Linked DNA regions of Homo sapiens: region 1 is linked to region 2. A link is a loop called in an ENCODE intact Hi-C map of the cell type or tissue named here. Cell type or tissue: Panc1. All regions are shown on one strand. Links, peaks and the distances in the headings refer to the core of each region. The heading gives the core; the rest is flanking DNA.

Region 1 (6,171 bases), core at 1,215-3,714, 160 kb after region 2:
GGCGGGTCACTTGAGGTCACCTGAAGTTGGGAGTTCGAGACCACCCTGACCAACATGGAGAAACCCTGTCTGTGCTAAAAATACAAAATTAGCCGAGCATGGTGGCACATGCCTGTAATCTCACCTATTTGGGAAGCTGAGGCAGGAGAATTGCTTGAATCCAGGAGGCGGAGGTTGCAGTGAGCCAAGATCATACCATTGCACTCCAGCCTGGGCAACAAAAGCGAAACTTTGTTTCAAAAAAAAAAAAAAAAAAAAAAAAAAAAATATATATATATATATATATAGTATGATAAATTAATTTCCCCTGTTTTATTTTTAAAATATGGTCACTGGAAACTTTAAAAGTGCCTTTGTGGCTTGCATTAAATTTCTATTGGGCAATGCTGTCCTAGAAGCATTTTAGACTGCAGAGGTTTAGAGATTTACAGCTGAGACTCTGGGTGAAGAGCAGGAATGAGAAAGATCAAGAAGGCAAAGATTCTGCCACTTCTCTGCTCAAAACTTTCTAAATTTTGATTCCTTCTGATTCCTTCCTCAAGACCTCTGAGGTCTCTAAGGCCCTGGAGGCCTTGCACAGGCTGGTCCATGTCCTCCCACCCTCGTATGTCTCCTGGAGCTCCAGTCAACCTGACCTTGCTTTTCAGCATAGCCAGCCATGCCCATCACAGGGCCTTTGCACATGCTGTTACTTCTGCCTAAAACACTCTCCCCTGGACAGTTGCATGCTTAGAAAGTCACCTCCTCAAAGAAGCCATCCCTGATTCACTTCCTCAATCCCAGTCAGAACCAATCACTATCCCTTCACCCTGCTTTGTTTTTCTTTAAAATTCTTATTACTCCCTGACATTGAATTGCATGTTTACTTTCTGTTTCCTCCAGACAGGGAGCCTCTGTCTCTTTTATTCACCGCAGTGCCTGGCACATACTGGATACTCAGAGAATGCTTGTTCAATGAACACAAACATCAATGCTGCAAGGCCAATGAGATTCAGCCATTTTTCAAATGAATAAGCTCAGGCTTGGAAAGAGGTGAGTACGGGACAGAGCAGGAATTGATTTCAGCGACTGCACCGAGCTGTGAGGGACAGTGGCTGGGTGACCTGGGAAGTCACCTCTTCTAGGACCTCATGCACTGGGAATGTGCCCTAATCCAGGGGATGAGGACCAACTTAGCAGGGAAGAAAATAAAACCAAGAGAAAAAGGCCACTCTGACTTGCTCTGGACATTTCCTGTGGGAAACAGATGTCAGGATTAAAAGGAAAGAGCAGGTGTGAGGTCTCACTCGTTCATACTCCGGCATCACAGAATCCTTTGAGGAGGCACGTGGGGCCAACCTAGACAGGCTATCAATAATCAAGGTCCTTCCAGATGCACGAAACAGGCCTTAGAGCCTCAGAGCTGCAGGAGATTTTCATGCCTGCCCCTTGGGCACATCCCAAGATCAGGAGCTCACTCCTTCCAAGGCAGCCGAGCTGTTAGTTTTTCTGTTCACTTTAATCAACAGAACGTATTTGATTCTTTCGGGTCAGCAGCGACTTTCTTGTAGTTGATGTTTTTCAGACACTTGTTCTAGTTTTGGACTTCTGGGGGCACATTGAACAGACTAATTCCTGCTCCCTAGATCAGCCCTTCTGAGACAGAAGGTCACGGTGGCTGAGAAGCTGAACTTCCCAGGAAGCACATTCTCGGCAGGCCTGCCCTGTGATCTCACCTGCAAGGGGACAATTTGGAAATCAAGTATTATGGCTTAGCAATTCGGGGGCTGATTCTCTGAGGCCACAGCCTTCTCCTTGCTCACCCAGAGTAATGCCAGTTCGAAACGGCCAGCCCGACTTCTCTTCTGACTTCCAAACTCAAACTTGCATTTTCTTGTTACTTTAGCAACATTGATTCAAGCACTTGTGTGTGCCAGGTATGATGCCACACCTTGAGGATAGAATAATGAAGAAGATATAGCCCCTGGTCTCGGGGAGTTCATAGTCTTTGTGGAAAGGCTGACAAGTCCACAAGGTATTAAAACCCAGCAGGATCCAGGCTGGAATGAAGGCAACTCTCAAGGGCACAGGCCGTGGGCACCGAGGAGGACCTGACACACCCCGTGGGATGCAAGGAGGACACCCTGGAGGAGGCAAGGCCAATGCTGCCAATTTCCCATTGCCTACCGGGGAGTTCAGTCTGTAAGTCCCACAGATGCTTCTAGTGAAACCCATTTGTCATCTTAATCAAGAAAGTTCAAAATCATCATCTCATGCTTTCTTTCCACCTTAGCCTATCTCCAACACACTTGCATACACCCACATGGGTGCCCATACATGCAAACAGAGTCACTTCTATCTCCTTGCCTAATCTTTCTCAAACCTGTCCCTCCCCCTCAAGCTTTCCAGCTCCTATCAATTCTCACAGACCTGTAGTGCCATACTCCCCACTGCTCCATCCCTCTGCCACCCCATTCTCCACTGTGCTGGAAAGGTCCTCATACATACTGACATGCAAATGACCATGGATCCCTATTTCCAGCAGGCAAGACTCCCCAGAAGCTGGCTGTCTAGGGCCCTGGGCAGCCTGTCCAGCACCATCCCTGTGAGCCCTGCCTGCAAGCCTCAAGCGCCAGCCATGCTGGCATGCTTGCCCTGCCCCAAACAATCATGTCACACTCGTTCCCACCTCTGTGCTCCTTTACACACACTGCCCCCTACATCTGGAACACCCTGCCCTTTCTTTTCAGCCCCCAAACCTCCTAGTCATCCTTTAAACCCACTCAAATGTCACCTTTTCTGTATAACCTCCCTCGGACAGTCAGTTGCTCTTACTGAGAAAAGAATGCTGTGCCATCATAGCCATTATCATCAGCCCACTAGCCAAGGGGCTTCTCCCCACCTCCAGGCTGGGACTCTCAGAGAGCAAAGACAGTGTGTAATTCATCTGTGAGCCCCAGAACATAGCAGAGAACTTAGTAATAACATTAATAAACAATGCTATTATTTATTAATGATGAATACAACCAGCAATAGCAATGAATAAAAATACTGATGAATAATAAGGAATAGCAATGAAAATACCTGGCATCATCATGATGATATTACCATCCATGGTGCCAAGCCCCTTGCTAAGGACTCTATAAGAAAGATCTCATTTAATCTCTCGGTATCCTCTAAAATCCTGCTCCCACATTGTGGATGAGGAAACTACAGCTCAGAGGGTATAAATCCCTCTCCTGGGGTCATACTTTTTGTAAACAGCAGAGACGAGATTTGAAGCCATGTCCATCTGATCTCCAAGCTTGTGCTGTGCGCTTTAGCCACTGTGCTTCTCTGGGACACAAAAAGGGATACTGAATTAATTACCACAGGTGCTAGAGAGCCAGTTCCTCAGAACACCTTATCTGCTGCAATTCCTGTGACCTTTCAGTATCAACTCAAAGTTATCAATTAAGCTCTGTCTCTAGGGAGGTGAGACAGGGCTCTCATTCCATGAGATCTGGCTCTGCCAATCTCAGGCTGTGTGATACTGGGCAGGTGACTTACCTCTCTGGGCCTCAGGCTCCTCATCTATAAAATGGGGACATGCAAGTCCCTAACCCAGAAGGTCAGTGTGGGGATCGAACAGGAGATAGCACATGAAGAGCACAGGTTGAGTTTGTGGGGTGCGGGGGCGTTTGGTAGGACAGTCAGTGGTTTACCAAACCAAAGTGCAAGCTGAAAGTTTCGGACCCCAGGGATCAGTGAAAGAGCTTAAAGAGCCCAGTCTCAGGGATCAGTGCCCACAAAGGTCTGGAATTCTGGATGTCAGGATAAAGAGAGTTGACAGGGAGACTGAGATTCACCCTCACCCTACACGGGGATGTTTTCCTCTGACCCCTTTTAGCTTCCTTTTTTGGACTGCACGTGGTCTCAGAACGGGGCCTCCACAGCCCAGGCGAGGTGGTCTGTGGACATGGCTCCTGTAAGTGCCCACCAGACAGAGTGTGAGGCAGCCAAGCTGAGGTCGGCACTGGAAGAGCCCAAGAGAAAGCTTGGGAGGTCCATGGTGGCCACTGAAGTCCAGAAGACAAGACAGACTTAGGCAGGCCAGAAGGGAAACTACTCCTCTGTGAGGGGCTGGGAGGACAGAGGAGGAGCCCAGGTGTCCTGTGGAGAACTGAATTTCAGAAGAATTTCTTGGGGGCTCTGGAGCGCCCCGCAGAACCACCTCAAGGCAAGAGCAGGAACCAAGAGGCCTCTGAGTTCTTGCTGTATGACTTGGAAAAATGTTCCGCCCCTCCCTGGGCCTCGTTTCCTCCACTGTATGATGAGGGAGTGAACTCTGAGATCACGTCTATATCGATCACCATCATTCCATGTGACCTGAAGAGACAAGCATGAACACATCGCTCTAAGCCTCAGTTTCCTCATGTGTACAGCAAGACTAGAAATGGCTGTCTGTTAAGGCTGCTGTGCGTACAGTGCCTGGGAGGTAGCACACAGTAGGTACTCAATTAATTCCCACCCTCCACCTCCACCAAGCCCAAGCGGAGAGAGTTAGAGTCCTCCTGTCTGTCTCTCTCCCTTCCTCAGTGACTCTGGGAGGCTGGGGTTTTCACCCACTATGCCAGCCTAGCAACTGGCAACTGGGCCATCCCTGCTGGGAAATGCCTCTTTTTGGAGATGAAGTCTCACTCTGTCACCCAGGCTGGAGTGTAGTGGTGCAATCTTGGCTCACTGCAAACTCCGCCTCCTGTGTTCAAGTGATTCTCCTGCCTCAGCCTCCCAATTAGCTGGGATTACACTCACGTGCCACCACACCCAGCTAATTTTTGTATTTTTGATAGAGATGGGGTTTCGCCATGTTGGTCAGGCTGGTCCCAAACTGACCTCACGTGATCTGCCCACCTCGGCCTCCCAAAGTGCTGGGATTACAGGTGTGAGCCAGCATGCCCGGCTGAAAATGCCTCTTTTGAATCAGAGCTCTTTTTTTTTTTTCCCCATCAGAATGTAATGTATACTCATTAACAGAGAAACTGGAGCATATTGGAGAAAAGAAGAAAAATAAATCACTTGTGACTCTACTAACATTTCATAGCATGCCTTCCTTTTTCTATGCAGAGTACTCCTTAAGTGGGTAAGGTCATTTTCAATATTCAATGTCATTTCCTGGTTTCTTCTACTTAAGGCTATCACAAACTTTCCTATGTTGGTATAAACATATTTTTAATGGCTGTCCTGAGATTTCCCTAGCCAGCCCTATCCACATTGCCAGGTATTCATGAAGTTTCCAAATGTCCAGTCTTCTAAAAGCAAAGAGCCACGGATATTTAATTCATTGAGAGTTTTGTTTGTTTGTTTGTTTTCCCCCACTGCTTTTAGAAAATTTTTTTTTCTCTTAGCACAAACTGCCAGAAGTAGGCTTCTGGTACAAAGCAGATGATGACTTTTAGGGCTGGCAATTTCTGTCCTTTGTGGGCAACATTGCCATTAACTTACTGATGACTTGGGGTTTCCAGAGTCCTGGATAAAGAAGAAAGGAGTTTCCTAGGGAACAAGCCTAAATCTCCTGGGAAGAATCAGTGAGAGCCTTTAAGTTTATTTCCTCCTTTTCTGGCCTGGTTTGAATAGAGCCCCAGGGCAGGAGGGTTTTTCTGAGCTACCTGAACTTTAAATACCTGCCTGGGGCTTCCTTTACTGAATCTTATATTTTCCTCCCTGTGTTATGCCAAGGTCTGGGAGTTTGGAGGGATGCCCTAAACGGGACAAAAAGGGGTTACTGGGGATCAGGGAGTAGGAAGCTGGGCCAGCACCAGAGCCCCTGATTTCTTCAGCTGGGGGCTCCCTCCTTATCCACCTTCAAGTTCACTGCCCCCTACCACACCCAATGTCCCTGATATTCCCTCCCACCAACGCTAGAGGCTGTTTCCACCATGGCTAGACTCTGGTGACAGTCCATTTAGCTGGTGAGGGCTCTGAACCCTTACCAGCTCCTACTAGCTCCCTTCTTCTGGAAAAGGTGTCATGTTCCCTATATTCCCAGTAATAATATCTGAGATTTATAAAGCACTTGTCCTTAATACTCTGATAAACTTCCCTTGTATCATCTCCAGTCATCCTCACAACTTCCTCCAGATGAGCTCTATTTGTCAAGGGAGAAATGGAAGACTTAGAGATGGAGAGTTATTTGCCCAAGGCAAACAATTA
Region 2 (6,171 bases), core at 1,733-4,232:
CTGTAGTTCCAACTACTTGGGAGGCTGAGGCAGGAGAATAGCTTGAACCAGGGAGGCGGAGGTTGCGGTGAGTCAAGATCATGCCACTACACTCCAGCTTATGTGACACAGCAAGACTCTGTCTCAAAAAAAAAAAAAAAAAAAAATAGACTGAATGTCTGTGTCCCTGCCTAAATTCATATGTTGAAATCCTAACCCTCAAGGTTATTGGTATTAGGAGGTGGGGCCTTTGGGAGGTGAGTAGGTCCTGAGGGTGAAACCCTCATAATTGGGATAGCCCCTTATAAAAGAGACCTCAGGGAACTTCTTCATCCTGTCTGCCATGTAAGGTTACAGCAAAAAAATGGCAGCCTATGAGCCAGGAAGCAGGCTTTCACCAGACACCAACTCTGCTGGCATCTTGGTCTTGGTTTCCAGCCTCTAGAATGATTGGTTGTTTATAAGCCACCAGTCTGTGGTATTCTGTTTCAGGAGTCCGAACAGACTAGATGGTAAGGTTGCCAGATAAAATACAGGATGCAGAGTTACATTTGAAATTCAGATAGACAACTGCTACAGGGCTGCTGGCCTTGGGCCTGGAACTCCTCGCTGTCACCCACACCTGGCCCTCTGTGAATCGAGGCCAAAGGAGGGAAGCAGGGGCAAGCAAACACACAAAGGCCGGGGGGTCCAGTGTGGTGCTGAGTGAGTTCCTGGTCTGGACTCGGAGGCCTGAGCTCTACCGTGGCTTTTTCACACCCTCGCTCTGTGACTTTAGGCAGAGCACCTAGCTGGGCTTCGGGCTTCGTGATAGAATTTGAGTTTTCGGATACTCTCTACTTTATTCGTTAGCACAGGAATGCCATTTTTATAAATAATAATAATAACAATGGCCATTGCCACTGGCTTAGTGTGGCCCTTACATCTTTCGCTGGGTGACCTCCCATCTCCAGCCTCGCTCCCTCCATCCTGAGCACCGTGTGACCCTGTGTCTCCCCTTCCGAGCCCTGCGATGGCTTCCCATTACCACCAAGCCGATGTCTGCCTCTTGGGCATGGCATCCACAGCCCATGTAAGCTGGCACCAAGCCAATGTCTGCCTCTTGGGCATGGCATCCACAGCCCATGTAAGCTGGCGCCCGCTGATCCCCTTAGGGTCACCATCTTCACCACCTATTCATTTTCTATCCTGTAATTCCTGAATTCCCTGAGCTTCTCAGAATGAATGGCACTTCTGCCCCTCTGGGCTTTTGCCTGCATCCTATCTGCCTGAATCGTTAAATGAATGAATGAATGGGGAAAAAGAGCATGTGTATAAGCCATAATGGCTTCCAAAACTATTATCACCAGCCTTCATCACAGAATAATTTAATTGGTTCCTCATGATGGGTCATGATGAAGGCAGCCAGGAGTATCTTGGGATTCTGGTGTGAAGTTGCAGGGACTTCTTTTGGGGCTTAATATGATTGATGTGATACAAGCCCTGGAAATGAGGCTGCCAAGGAAAGTCCCCACCTCCCTCCCAGCCCACCAACCCACCATGACACATCTGTTTGAACAACTGGGCTGCAGACTGAGCTCAAGCAAAAGTCATGTGGGAACCTGGTTCTAGTGCACAGAGAGGTTTGACAAATTGCCATTTGGACACCTGAATTCAGCCTGCTGTGCGGTAACTGAAGGGATGCTTCCTGGCTTCCTATCTTTGACTAGAAAATGAATGTCCAGGTTAATTATAAGCTGGAAAAAAGATTACCTGATGCATAATGTCCTTTGTGATGTTATTAAAAGTCCTCCCAGGTAGCAGGTGTGCGGTTATTATCGTAACAAGACAATGGGGTGGCACCAAGTGCTTCTCTCCTTCCTCAAAGTGGACCTTGATGACACCTCTTGCAGGAAGCCTTCAGTGATTACCTCTTGACTTCCCATTGCCCTGCACTGACTCAGCTCAGCCCTGCTGACTCTCATTTCCTTATTTCCACGATGGGCTGTGTGTCAATGTGGCCCTTCTCAGGATAGCACTATCAATGACCTTACTCGTGGGCCTTCCGCTGGGAAATAGGAGGAGGCTGTGTGTCCTCAATGTCCCCTTGGTATCACTGCTGATTCACTGAGCTACCTTGTGAGGGGATGCACTCATCTCAAGCCCATCTCCTCTTTTCTAAAATGGAGGTGAGTTGCTCCTGTCTGAGATCTCAGGGGGAATTGAAAAGAGTTTGGAGATCCTCTGTGAATACTTATAAAAAAAGCTCTTGCTTCAAAACTAGAAGCATGAGTGTAAAAAAGAAAAATATGGATGCTGAACACACTGGAACCAATACATCCAAAAGAACACAGTCCTTGTCAAAGTCGTGCCTGTACCAGCCACACCTCATCCCCTGCCCTTGCTTGCTTACCAGGCTTTGAGAAACACCTTTTAGCTAGTTTATCAGCAGATAGGCAAAAAAACAATTTTGTGCCTTGGATTCATACCTTTAAAAAAACCCTCAAATCCCATTATCCATTGGATGATTTGGCCCAGAAAGACTGTTTCTGAAAATCAAATTCACCTCCTGGGGATAAACACTTGTCACCACTGAGATAATTCAAGAGCTTATCTCCCCATAAATTTATTCTCCTCCCTCAACAGGCGGCCTGATATCATAGAAGGAGTTTTAGAATCAGACCAGAATTCTGACTTCTTCACTTCTCTACTGGGTAGCATTGGGCAAGTGACTCAACCTCTCTGAGCCTCGACGTCCTCTCCAAGATAAGATGGGAAAGAGTAACTAAACGCACAGGGTATTGATGCACGTTAAGTGAGATAATGTCTAGACTGCATAGTGGATACTCATGAAGTATTAGTCTCTCTCTTCTTCCCTTCCTCTGAATCTCACCAAGCTGGCCCCTACTGGGTAGCAATAGGGGCAGGGCGCCTAGGGTATTCTAACTTATGCTATGTTTAAGTCATCTTGTCCTTATTTTGCTCATCCCCCTCCTGGCATCTTAAGTGCAGGGCCTTACTCATGTCTGTATCCCTTACAGTGCTAGTGTGGTGCTTGGCACATAGTAGGTGCTCAAAAAATCTGTTTCATTGAGTCAAATATGTCATAGGGGCCCAGACCACTTTTAATAGAAGAATAAGCCATGCAGGACGGCCATGCAATCAGAAGGATGCCATTCCAGGGTAATAAGTAACTATTGGCAGTCATTTTGTAAACACATTTGGCTTCCCAGGGTGTCTGCTTTGAACCTCTTAGAATTCTGTTAAGTTCTGTTGTTCCTTAAAAAAAAGATTAACTCTGCCTGGGGTGCAGTTCTTCAGCTGCCCTCCAGATGGCGGTGTTCAACACAGATTTATCTCAACCGCTCAAGCCCCTGGGAACTCAACACAAGAAAAAAAAAATCTCTGTTTTATTATCAATGCATTAAGAATGAATTTATCATCCCGGCTCAGCAAAAGTCTAGTTATTCTGTAAGAAGCTTTATCCCTAGCTAACGTGCAGCTTAATCAGTTCAGTTAGATACAAAGCCAGCTAGGGCTTTTGTCCCGTGTTCAGAATGAATAACCTAGTGCTCTCAGAAGTTTCAGCTTTCCTGGCAGACAAACCTAAGAAACTTAGTTTCTCTCCGGGATCCTTGGGCTGGGGGTTGTGGGGAAAGTGTGGGAGAAATAATATATGCAGAAAGTTCTATATCCTGAAGTGAGGGGGAGGGATGATGGATTATCCCGCAAAGGGGTTTTAGTGGGATAATAATAACAACAGCAAAACAACAGCAGCAGCAACTAAGGTTCACTGGATGTTTACCGCATGCCAAGCACCACTCAAATGCCTGACTATTCCAACTCATTTAATCTTCGCACAACCCTATGTGGCAGGGACTCTTGCTATCATAGTTTTATGGATGATGAAATTGAAATCTAGAGAGTGAGTGAATTGGACATTGTCCCATACCTAGTGGGTGACAGAAGTAGCATTTAGACCCAGGTCTGGCTACAGAAGCCTTTTTTTTTTTTTTTTTTTTTGAGACAGAGTCTCACTGTGTTGCCCAGGCTTGAGTGCAGTGGCATGATCTTAGCTCACTCCAACTTCCACCTCCCAGGCTCAAGCAATTCTCCTTCCTCAGCCTTCTGAGTAGCTGGGAACACAGGTGCCCGCCACCATGCCTGCCTAATTTTTGTATTTTTGGTAGAGACGGGGTTTTGCTATGTTGCCCAGGCTGGTCTTGAACTCCTGACCTCAAGTGATCCTCCTGCCTTGGCTTCCCAAAGTGCTGGGATTACAGGGGTCAGCCACCACACCTGGCCTGGAAGCTATGGTCTTAACTGCCAGGCTATGCTGCCTCCCCTGGGTGGCAGACCACAAGTGGGCTGAGGATATATACTCCATACTTCTGAACATCTTGAACCACCAATGCCCACCCCATTGTAGCCACAGTGTTCCCTAGCCCACAAGCAAGAGCAAGAAGTAGAAAAGCCCAGTGCAAACCCATCCCTGTCTTGGGGAAACAGTGCAAAGCACACACTACACCTACTCCAGGTGTAATAATATAGGTTGTTGGAAGAACACCCAAGTTTTACAGCCAAAGGGACCTGAGTTTGAATCCCTATCCAGTCAATTTCTTGGATGAGTTACTTAACACCCTAGAATCTCAAATAGTAGGTGCAGTCCAAAGGTGGGAAAATCCGGCAGTTGCAAACTCTCAGGAATCAGCAGTTATGTGGCGGGCACTGTCCCCAGAACCCAGGTACCAGGAGTCAGCTCAGGTTCTGCTCCCAGGCAGTGGAGGACTCTGAGCAGGGAAGGCGGGAGGGCCCTTCAGGGAGCAAGACCTGGTCTGCCAGGGTGGTCATTGACTTAACAGTGAAGTGCTTTTGTGTCACTCAGCCTAGATATGACTCTTGGGCTCTTCTCTTTATCAGCCATATGACCCAGGCCAAGTTGTTTAGCTGCTCTGAGCCTCAGTTCTCTCATCCATAAAATGGATGTGATAAGTTAATGTGTGTGAACAGCTTGGCACAGGGCCGGGCTCAGGCCATGTGAGGATCGGGGGTAATGAGCATGCAGAGGCATGATGATGAATCGTATCCTGAAAGGAAACTCAAGGCATACAGAGGGTCGCCATCACTGGGTTGGTGTGGAGGGGGATGGGGGTGGTTCCCTTATCCTAAACCTTTCTCCCAGCCCTGCTTCCCAAAGTGCCCGCGTTTAATGTTTGCTAACAGCCACGCAGCTTAATCTTCACTGCCTGCTGCTTTCCTGTTAGAAATGACCAAAGCTTTGCCCCTGTGGCCACTGGACCATGCTAAAGAGCCCGAGACGCCTCTCCACAGCATTTCTGAGTGGCTGGCTACGTGTCTTTTTGTTTTGCTCAGGTGTCTGTGTGTGCATTTCTTGGAATTGCTTTCTGGAACACTAAGATCAATATTGTCTCTAACATTGGTCTTGAGAGATGCTGGGGACAGCGCAGGATGATGGAGTGGGTGGGATTGGGAGGCAGACATAGAGGGGTGAGGTAGGGTGAACAGTCACTTCCATCGAGCCCATTCACCAAAAGTGGATCCTTGCCACCAGTGTTGTAGTAACAGTAATGCATTTGGACATGATAGTCATGAAAACCATGATGGAAAGGCTTTCAAGGACACAGAGCGAACACAGGAGTCAGCCCTGCTCCACATAGAATTAAAGCATCTGAAGTCAGCTGTGAGACAAATGGAGAAGGTGGCCCTTGAATACTGCTCCTTTCCCCCACCGCTGACAGTCTTTGCTGTCCCCACCTCCCCTTCCTGATTTCCCAGTCTCCCACATAGGAGCAAGGGGCTTTCCATGGACCCAGCCTTAAAGACATAATAAGGCATCCTTGATTCTTCCTTTACCTTCCTATAACACCCTGTTCGTCAGAAATTCCTTTTGACTCCACTTGTAGATATAACTTGAGTGCCTCCCATTTCTTCTTCTCTGGCCCAGCTCAAGCCACCGGTGGCTCTCTTATAGATTTCTGTAGGAACCTCCCCTGCATGGTCTCCCTGCCTCCAATCTGGCCTCTTGCAATGCATTCTCCCACAGCAGGCAGACTGGCTTTTATATATTCCAGATAGAAGTTCTTTGTCTGATCGGTGGTTTGCAGATATTTTCTCCCAGTCTGAAGCTTATCTTTTCAACCAGGGTCTTTTGTAGAGCAAACATTTTTAATTTTAATGAAGTCCAATTTATAC

Evidence for each region. Peaks named below come from ENCODE experiments on the same cell type or tissue, not always from the same donor. Only the 100,000 strongest peaks of a DNase experiment are listed, where the experiment ranks them.
Region 1: a loop joins it to region 2, with 2.2 times the contacts of the local background. A loop is called at or near these places in 7 of 110 quality-filtered maps.

What each region holds. Positions count from the first base shown.
Region 1 is chr17:33,932,476-33,938,646 of GRCh38, forward strand. LOC107985038 (a long non-coding RNA gene) reads right to left here. Exons shown (of 2, transcript XR_001752840.2): 2 at 2,967-4,347. LOC124903983 (a long non-coding RNA gene) reads right to left here and starts at 171. Exons shown (of 2, transcript XR_007065719.1): 1 at 125-171. It also overlaps a transcript of ASIC2 not described here. In Panc1, for the core only: no CTCF peak of the experiment used is centred there; no DNase peak of the experiment used is centred there.
Region 2 is chr17:33,776,008-33,782,178 of GRCh38, forward strand. It overlaps a transcript of ASIC2 not described here. Among named protein-coding and RNA genes, the nearest start is that of ASIC2-AS1, 220 kb to the left of the region's middle. In Panc1, for the core only: CTCF peaks have their summits at 3,286 (motif pointing right) and 3,491; a DNase peak (open chromatin) is centred at 3,324; H3K27me3 peaks cover 626 bases.